Regions from separate parts of the Homo sapiens genome. Here region 1 is linked to region 2. A link is a contact called in ENCODE Hi-C or POLR2A ChIA-PET data. All regions are on one chromosome and are shown on one strand. The core of a region is the stretch at or near the end of the contact, and the rest is flanking DNA. Distances in the headings are between cores, read along the strand shown.

What was found. A loop is a pair of places that touch in the nucleus more often than their neighbours do. ChIA-PET counts read pairs that join two places held with the same protein, here RNA polymerase II (POLR2A). Pooled maps may share reads with other maps.
Region 1: a loop to region 2 is called in a map of gastrocnemius medialis, with 2.2 times the contacts of the local background. The contact joins two enhancer-like sites. A Hi-C loop is called at or near these places in 1 of 168 maps with a recorded cell type or tissue (gastrocnemius medialis) and 6 of 50 pooled maps. POLR2A ChIA-PET finds 5 or more read pairs at or near these places in 4 of 52 experiments (AG04450, T-cell, activated CD4-positive, alpha-beta T cell and 1 more).

What each region holds. Positions count from the first base shown.
Region 1 is chr14:89,699,095-89,703,803 of GRCh38, reverse strand. No RefSeq gene overlaps it. Among named protein-coding and RNA genes, the nearest start is that of FOXN3-AS2, 130 kb to the right of the region's middle. RefSeq lists a silencer at 2,080-2,139. Within about 2 kb of position 1,868, at least 26 of the 41 ENCODE cell types and tissues checked have a DNase peak (open chromatin) inside an H3K27ac peak, as active enhancers do; they include gastrocnemius medialis, where a contact is called at or near this core.
Region 2 is chr14:89,658,333-89,663,076 of GRCh38, reverse strand. No RefSeq gene overlaps it. Among named protein-coding and RNA genes, the nearest start is that of FOXN3-AS2, 84 kb to the right of the region's middle. RefSeq lists an enhancer at 3,758-3,867. Within about 2 kb of position 2,681, at least 4 of the 41 ENCODE cell types and tissues checked have a DNase peak (open chromatin) inside an H3K27ac peak, as active enhancers do; they include gastrocnemius medialis, where a contact is called at or near this core.

The DNA of each region.
Region 1 (4,709 bases), core at 619-3,118, 42 kb before region 2:
GAACTAATACAGATGATGAATATGTTATTGTCTTAGGACCAGCTGCAGCAGCAAGGGCTATCTATGGTCTGTCTTTTTTGAATAAGCTGTGACATGATGAAGTGAAACTGACGTGAGAAGCATGTTGATATCGTTTGGATTTGTGTCCACACCCAAATCCCATGTGGATTTGTAATCCCCAGTGTTGGAGGTGGGGGCCTGGTGGGAGGTAACTGGATTATGGGAATAGATTTCCCCTTTGGTGCTGTTCTCATGAGTGAGTTATGGCAAGATCTGGTTGCTTAAAAGTGTGTAGCATCTCCCCTTCTCTTCCTTGGTCCTGCCCTGGCCATGTAGGATGTACCTGCTTCTCTTTCACTTCCCACCATGATTGAAGGTTTCTTGAGATCTCCCCAGAAGCTAAGCAGAGGCCACCATACTTCCTGTACAGCCTGCAGAGCCATGAGCCAATTAAACCTCTTTTCTCTGTAAATTTTGCAGCCTCAGGTATTTCTTTATAGCAGCCTGAGAACGAACTAATGCACATGTGGATCTAAGTGGTGCAGGGGGTGGACTGTCATGGGTGTTGTTGGTGCTCTGCCCAGATCCCTTCATATCCCCCTTTCCAGTTCATTGCCCCTAGCCCCAGCTTCTAAGTGGTTTACTCCTAAAGGTTCATACCCCTTCCTTCAGAGAACTTCCTTCCCTTAATCTATAGGAGCCACTTCACTGCAGAAGAGGTATTAAGCACCTAGACTCACTTAACGCGTCTAAATTAAGTGCCTAGACTCACCCAGACTCACCTCAGAACCAGAAGTGCTAGGTATTTTTGTCCCCCCACCCTTTCCAGGAAAGACTATAGCCAGTGACTAATTGGTGCAGGGTTATGAAAACCCCAGCTCCCTTGCCTCAAGTTGGGATAAATTCTAATTTATGCTCCAGAACTAGCTGGGGATCTTGCTGGGGCTGGAACTTCACCTTAAATTGCTCCCTTGCTTGGCTGCTTCTTTCCTATTCTGCTTCCCTTTCTAGTTTCTCCTGGAAGCTCTTCCTTAATAAATTGCTTGCACGCAAATCCTTGGCAACCCAAGACAGTTCCCTAGTAGAAAATACACTCTCGAGCTTCAAGTCAGTGACAAGGAAATAAAGAAAAAAAAAAAAAAAAAAAAACACTTAGTGAACAGCTATGGTTTACAAGAAAAAAAAAAAAAAATGTTAAAGCCCAGAATGGAGTACCTACCATGAGTCAATTGTCTTTGGTTTGGATTTTCATTTCCTAAGAATTTGATGATCATAAGTGGTTATTCTGGTAGTACATTACAGAGTGGGACATCTGTAAATTATCAATGATACATCAACATAAACCGTATGCCCCAGATTTTTTGGACAACCTTGATTTCAAGTTTTTAATCCCCTTGTCAGACCATGTTCCAGACAGTGTGTCCTGGCTGGTGTGGGTGTTTGGACAGCAAAGGGGGATGCTGGGCTAGCCAAGAGGCAGCTGAGAGGACGAACTTGAGCATTATAAAAAGGCAGACACTTGAAGTTAATAAGCACAACTGGACTTCAAGTCCTGGCTCCACCCCAACCAGCTGTAGGCCACATTTTATTCCTGTTAAAATGAAGTTCCCAGCTCCCACCTCACAGGATTGAAAATGAGGTGATGTATACAAAACGCTTAGCATTGCTCCTGGATTTCGTGAAGTTCAAGAGATGGTTCCTTTGGAGGGGAAGAAGAGTGGGTGAAGAACCCTCCAGTGGAGTTTGGGGACTTCATTGTCCTAATAGAGCCGGCAGGGGATGGGGGACCAGAGGTCGAGAGCCCACGTTGAAGCGTTGCATTCATCTAAATTTGCTGAGCGCCGTCTCCCTCCCAGGGCGCGGGACTCAATACTTGTACGCCAAGGGGGAAAAGGCCGTCAACTCGACCTGGAAGGGACGGCGCAACGCAGAATGAGCCGCGAGGCCCCGGGCCACCACGTGGCTTCCCGATGGCCTCCCCCGACCCTCCCCCACTCCGGCCCCGCAGGGGAAGTAGGTGAAGGGTGGAAGCCGAGAGACCGCGCCGCGGAGGCGGCCCGCCGCCGGTTTCCTAGCAACGCCCGCCCCGCCCCGCCCCGCTGGCGCGCCGGCGCCGGGAAGCGGGGGGGGGGCGGACCGCCGTTGCCATGGCAGCGCGGCGGCCGCGCCCGACGCCGCCGGCGCCTGCGGGAAACGCGGGCCAGGGGCCCAGAGTGGGCTGCCAGGTGGCGTCCCTGCCTAGCTCCCACTCCGGGATGGACCAGACCTCGCGCCCGGGGGTGTCAGTGGAGAAACCGAGTCGCCCCGAAAGGTGGCAGGGCCGCAAGGCCGGTCGGCCCCACTCACTCCCCCGCCGACTGGGGCGACTGAGAGCTTGGAGACTTTCCAGTTTGTCTGGTGGGGTCTGAGTTGGTCTTCGGGGCCGGAGTAGGCCAAGGGAATTTTTTTGATTTTGGAATCTCTTCGGACCTTTTTTCCACACCTAGTCAAGACTGCACGCGTGTGCACACACGCATACGCACGTCTGCAGCCTGATGTCCCATCCTTTTACCCTAGGTGTTGTCACCTGAAGGTTCTTTAATCTCGGAAAGAGAATATGCAAAAGATAGCAGCTGCCAAAAGCTGCCTTTTAAAACGACTTTGAAAATCAGTGTTATTTCCCGAGGGCCATTTAAACGGAAAACCTCCGTGCCTGGAAGGGTGTTCTAGATTCTGGACTCAAATTTGCATTATTCTAAATCACTTTTTGCAGTGAGCTGCGATTGGAGAATTCAGTTGTGGAGTATTAAATTTAACCGTACACCCATTTAGCTAGTGTAATGATCGCTTGGCCAAAAGACCCACTCACAAAGACAAAGCCACACGCTTCTCAGTCGTTCTCTGGCTTGAGTGTTTTTAATAGAGGCGGAGTCAGTCACATGTTTGTGAGTTTAATCAAATTGACAAGGGCTCTGAGCGAGAAAAGCTTACTGTCTAATTCGAAGGCAACATTAGGTACATAGAGATGCATTCTCTTTGGACTTATTTGAATCAGAGCTTTTCAAATGGAATCCTCTCCTGCACATATTTTTCTCGATCTGCTGCAACTGGAAAATTTAAATCAAAATCTTATTTCTTATATTCATTTTGATGGTAAATGTGCTGGTAAATGTGTCTGCGCTGAGATTCTGCATTTTCTTGATCAACAAGGAAATGCGCAGCAATCACTGTGAATTGAGCACCTTGCTGATTGAGCAACACTTAAACCTAGAGGCATGAACGACCATAATCTTGGGATGAGAATCCCCTGTAGTATATTTCAAAAGCATATTCACAGCTAACCTTTTTCCACTCCAAAGGATCATTCACTTGGAACTTTTTTATTCTTCATCTTGCCAGACTATTTAATTTCTTCTAAAACCACTTTGACACACTTTTTAGTTTGAAAACGTGATTGTGTTTGGACAAGTGATCATATAAAATTAATTTATACACACACACACACACACACACACATATACACAATGTCCTCTTAATCTTAGATCATTTTTTCCCAGTATCAAAACAGAACCTTTAATTTGCATGGTGGAGGGTAGAAGATAAATTCAGAAAGCTAAACCAAAAGTCTGAACAGAATAGTTTTATGTTTAGCACTATGGAGGGAAAAAAACGATGAAACTGTGTATACCTAATGACTTTGTGTGCAAAGGGCAAATCATTAAATTAATTTGCTGTACATTTGGTAGTTAAAATGTACCAAATGTATGGGCCCAATGGCTCATACCTGTAATCTCAGCGTTTTGGGAGGCTGACGCAGGCAGACTGCTTGAGCCAAGGGGTTCGAGAGCAGCCTAGACAACATGGTGAAACCCCGTCTCTACAAAAAATACAAAAATTAGCCGGGTATGGTGGCATATGCCTGTAGTCCCAGCTACTTGGGAGGCTGAGGTGGGAGAATCAGTTGAGCCCAGGAAGTTGAGGCTGTAGTGAGCTGTGATTGTCCCACTAGACTTCAACCTGGGCAACAGAGCAAGACCCTGTCTGAAAAAAAATTGTTTAATGTTATAATAGCAACAAAAATAAAAGTGAATTTTACAATAAAATAAGGGCATTTGCATACATGAATTTTTATTTGGAAACTTTCATAGCCCCTCTGATTATTCATTCATTATCCTAAAGTTCTTTCCACAGAGGTTATTATCAGACTGAGCCCAGAACAACTTGGCCACAGAATATTGGTAAGGGTCCATAAGTGTCTGCAGATAGAATTGCCCAGATCAGCTGTTTAACTGGTTGGTCTCTCTAGACAGAGGTTTAGTTACACACATGAGTTAGCCCAACCTTCACTCCCTATACTTCATTGACCACTTGGCAGTGTTAAATAGACACCAGAGAAGCCCATATGATTTATGCATGCCCTACTTTATTAATAATATTGGAATGTTGACAACCTCACTAGATTTTCCACATAATTTCCTAACGTGGAAATGATCTCCATACAGCCGTTCCAGTTAGTTGCCAGGATCACAAAGTTTCTGCCTTATCATTTATGGTTATTGTTACCTCGGGAACCTAATATTTATCAAACACGAGATCCATTTTGCATGCTCACCTTTTCCTCTTTTTCAAATAATCAGTGACCTTAAGCTTTAAGCATCTTATCGTTATTACAGACTACCAGCCTCTTATCTAATCCTGCATTAAACTCGATTTACTGCTTTATCTATACC
Region 2 (4,744 bases), core at 1,432-3,931:
CTTCGCCCTCTGAAGGTTTGCTTGAAAAATCAACTCACAAAAGGCAGTTTAATGGGACAAAAGGCAGACAATTTATTTAACACACACACACACACACAGAGCCACGCAGTGACCATCCAATGGGGTTTGGAAGCTTATATGCCATCCTGGCTGGACATTATGGGAAGGGAGCGAAGAGGAACTCTGTTGACGGGATTACTAGGAAGAATGAACGGATCAGGGAACAGAGATTAATTTGTTCATTTTCTTGTGAAAGGGTCTGTTCCAGTATGGTTACCTTCTTGGTCTTAGAGGGAGGAGAAGAAGGAACAATGGTTCCTTCTGGTGGGTCTGGATCTTAGGCAGATAAAGCTTTTGAGAGAGACAATGGGGTGGAGAAGGTCAGAGAGACCTTGAAGCTTCTTCAGTTCAGTATGTCAGACCACCATATTTTAGGGTATTGGGTTTCTGAGCCCCAACGGTAACATTAAGAGAAGGAAAAACGTCAAAAAAATAATTGTTGTAAAACAAACAAAAAATTAAAAAAAAAAAAAGACCGTTAAAAGAGAATGTAGCATAGAGCAAGAGGCATGTTTGGAAAAAGTGATCACCTTTTAGGAAGTTGCCAGTTGGTGGGATCCTACCTAAGCAAGCATTCCCGGGTGTGAGACCATCACTTTGCCTTTGAGATGCCAGGGGTTAAAATGGCATCTCAAAGAAAAATGTATCAAGTGTGATACATGAACGCAAAAAATGTAGAAAATGTAAGGCATTGTTCTTACATTTTCCCCCCTACCTTTGTACACCATCAGATTGGTACTTTTCATGGTAATAAATTCGTGGTTGAGAGTGGGCATGGAGTGGCCAGAGAAAGGCTGTCTCAGTCGCATTTTAGAACCAGCATGTTCTTTGATTTTTAAATTTTTTTTTATTTTTCAGGCTATGCTTCAAATTTTCTTCCTAGAATTTTTTTTTTCTCTGTGCAAGTTATCTTTAAATAATAAAATCTCTTTCCCTCCTAGTATGCAATGCTCGTAATGACTTCAATGAAACATTTAGGTCCTCTGGAGCCCAGGACTGTTTTGTGATTCACATCATTACAAAATATGTCCCATTAAGATGATGCACAAGCTGAACGGGAGTTAATGAACCTGCATTCTTGCAGGATAATTCAAACTTTAAGGGTGATATTAACTTAAATAAAATAAGAAAGGGAAGAAAAATCAGGTTCATTGTACACCAGAGATCATGATCTTTATCCTCTCAGTTCATAAAAGCTTATCCGTTGCTCAGTTACTCTCATACCATTATTAGCGTGGTTGTAGAGCACATATATGTATATAATTAAGTGCCCCTCTGTGGCCATTAAAGGGCTGCCTGCGTTTCCGCAGGGAGCACACGTGGAAGTTGATTCACAAGCTTATAAGAGTGTGTCAGTACCTTTCACCTTTATGACATGCTGCATGGAAATATGTGGCATCTGCCACTTATGATCCAAAGCAACAGTGGGGAAAGTATGGCCCATGGCCAAATCTGGCCCACCACCTGTTTTGTAAATAAAGTTTTATTGGAACACAGCCACACCCATGTATGTACATATTGTCTATGGCTATTTTAGTCCTGCCACAGCAGAACTGAATAATTGCAATGGAGATTGTAAATGGCCCACAAAGCCTGCAATATTTACTATCTGGCTTTTTAAAGAAAAGTTTTTGCTGGGTGTGATGGCTCATGCCTATAATCCCAGCACTTTGGGAGGCCAAGGTGGTGGGATCTCTTGGGTGCAAGGCCAGCCTGGACAACATAGTGAGACCTCATCTCTACTAAAAAATAAAAATAATTAGCCAGGCATGGTGGTGCCGGCCTGTGGTCTCAGCTGCTCAGGAGGCTGAGATGGGAGGATCCCTTGAGCCAGAGAGGTTGAGGCTGCAATGAGCTGTGATTGTGCCACTGCACTCTAGCATGGGCCGCAGAGTGAGACTCGTCTCAAACAAACAAACAAACAAAAAACAAAATGGCCAGGGATGGTGGCTCATGCCTATAACTCCACCACTTTGGGAGGCCAAGGCAGGAGGATCACTTGAGGTCAGGAGTTCAAGATCAGCCTGGCCAACATGGCAAAACCCTATCTCTACTAAAAATACAAAAATTAGCCAGGGATGGTGGTGCATGTCTGTAATCCCAGCTACTAGGGAGGCTGAGGTGCAAGAATTGCACCCGGGGGGCAGAGGTTGCAGTGAGACGAGATCACGCCACTGCACTCCAGCCTGGGTGAGAGAGAGAGACTTCGTCTCAAAAAAACAAACAAAAAAAAGACATGGTTTCACCATCTATTTGGTCTAAAGGCAAACCTTTGCTCTATACCTGTTGACCAAATACATGATTGTAAAATGAGTAAAAGCTGTATTAAATTAGGGAAATATGTAGTTCAGAACACAATATTTATATTGCCTATGATATCAAGGTTCTAGGAGTCACTTGACCTACTGAGGAATATTAGTCTTTTTTTAAAAGCCTACACTTGGTATTTTAAGCTCTTCTTTCGTTGTCAAGAAATTAAATAAATAAATAAAAACAATAGCCACGAGTTTTTGTGAACCCTCCTGAAACACAATGTCTCGTGTTCCCCTTCTGGCTCTGTGGCAGCTGTTAACTATCAAATACTATTTCTAGAACTGTGCTGACATCAGTCGATGATGATACACAAAGCTGTTTGGCATGACACACACTGTGCAAGTTGAGGCTGTTAAAATGAAACAGCTCTGTTAAAATTAACTCTATTCACATCGCAGGGAAAATATCTAAGTTTGCCAAATCAATTCCTTCCTATATCAGTGGGGAAGAACCATTTTCCAACCTCTAAAAAGGTGATTCAGACACAGGAGAGCAAAAAAACCTCCAAAATTAAAATGATAAAACAAAAATTTGCTTGACAGCAAAAGTACTTCCAAATGGATGAAATTGAATCCAAAATTGTGCCTGCAACAAATTTAACTGACAAGAAAGTCTGCATAATGGACTTGGTTTTATTATTAATGCTAATATGGGTACATTTTTGTTCTATTGTGCTGATAGCAAGAAGATAAATGCCCACCGAAGGCACTAAAATATCTCCACTCGGTTGAAATACTGATTATAGTTAGAATGCAAACACTTATTCTTCGCTTGTGAGAAAGAACCATTTTTTTTAAAAAAAAGAAAGTGTTACTATAGAGGCCATTTCAGAATCAGGTAGAGCTTTGAAATAGAATTTCTTAAAATAATGTCATGCAACACTTAATGAAGAGTTTCTTTGTAAAATTTTAAATTATGTAGATATAACTTTATCAAAATGATAAATATATTCATTGCATGATTTCTAATTAGCACTTCTTTAAAATTAATAATTAGCCTTACAGAGTCCTTATAATCAGGGGTTGAAGTTTACATTCAGGAAAACTAAGTCTAATGGTATAAATGATTTTTTTTTTACCAGCTCACCTCCCCCTGAAAATCGGTGCTTCAGACTCTCTCCTTCCCTGAACCCCAAGTCACAGGGGCAGCCAAACAGGGATTGAGAGTCATGAGGATTGTGCCCAGGAGTATCTGGCCAAGGGTGGAAGCTCCACAGTTGTTTGCAGTCAGGAGGGCCAAGGGTCTGGAAGCCAGGGAGTTCAGGCCAAAGCCACGGTGGTGTGTCAAGCCAGTAAATCAGTTAATCTGAGAAGCAGCAATTGGGTTTTGGAGATCAAGACTAGTATAAGGTCAGAAACTCCAGGAGGTTAGTAACAGCAAGGAAATAGAATGTAGGCATGTCAGCCCTGAAGGCAATTTCTATTTGTGCTTGCTTTTAGGGGACCTATTTATGTTCCCCGTGGCAGCATGCAGGGTACGGGTTACAGCTGCTTTAAGAGTGAAACTACTGTAGATAAACCTTGAGCCTAGCTGAAGCTAGCCTTCAATTACAAGAATGCTGTTGGACAGACCTCGGTCATGTAGAGATTATTTGAATGGCAATTACCCCTGTACTCTAAGCCTGTACTAATCATTCTAAATTCTCCCACTACTTGCCTTCCCCGTTGATTCATTTAGTTAACCTTTCTCTACTTTCTAGATCACTGATGCCTACGGTAGGCAGAATGTTAGATGGCCCCCAAGATTCCCTGCCCCACTGGTGGATATACCCCCTCCCCTTGAGTGTAGCAGGATCAGAGAATGTGGTGAGATGTCACTCCCTTGACTAGGCTACTCATCAGTTGACTTGGAGTTAATCAAAAAGGAGCTCTATCCTGGGTGGGCCTGATCGAATCAGGCAAGCCCTTTAAAAGAAACTGAAGGTCAGAGAATATATGCTGCTGGCCTCTGGAAGAAAGAAGCAAGCTTTGATGTTGTGAGAAGAGGAGGTCACATGGTAAGGACCTGAGCATGGTCTCTGGGAGCATTAAGCTGTCCCTTGGTCACAAAGATGCAAGGAAATGAATTCTGCCAACAACTACTGAGCTTGGAAGATGACCCCGAGCCTCAGAGGAGATCCCAGTTCACACCTTGATTTCAGCCTGGTGAGACCCTGAGTAGAGGGCCTCGCTAATCCGTACCCAGATTCCTGACCTATGGAAACTACGAGATAATACATTTATGTTGCTTTAAGCTGCTAACTTTGTAGTAATTCATGCTGCAGCAATAAGAAACGAATGCCCTCTCCAATAAAACTTTCTGTGATACTGAAAATGTTCTATATTTGCTTTGCCAATATAGTGGCCACTAGCCACATGGGGCTACTGAGCAT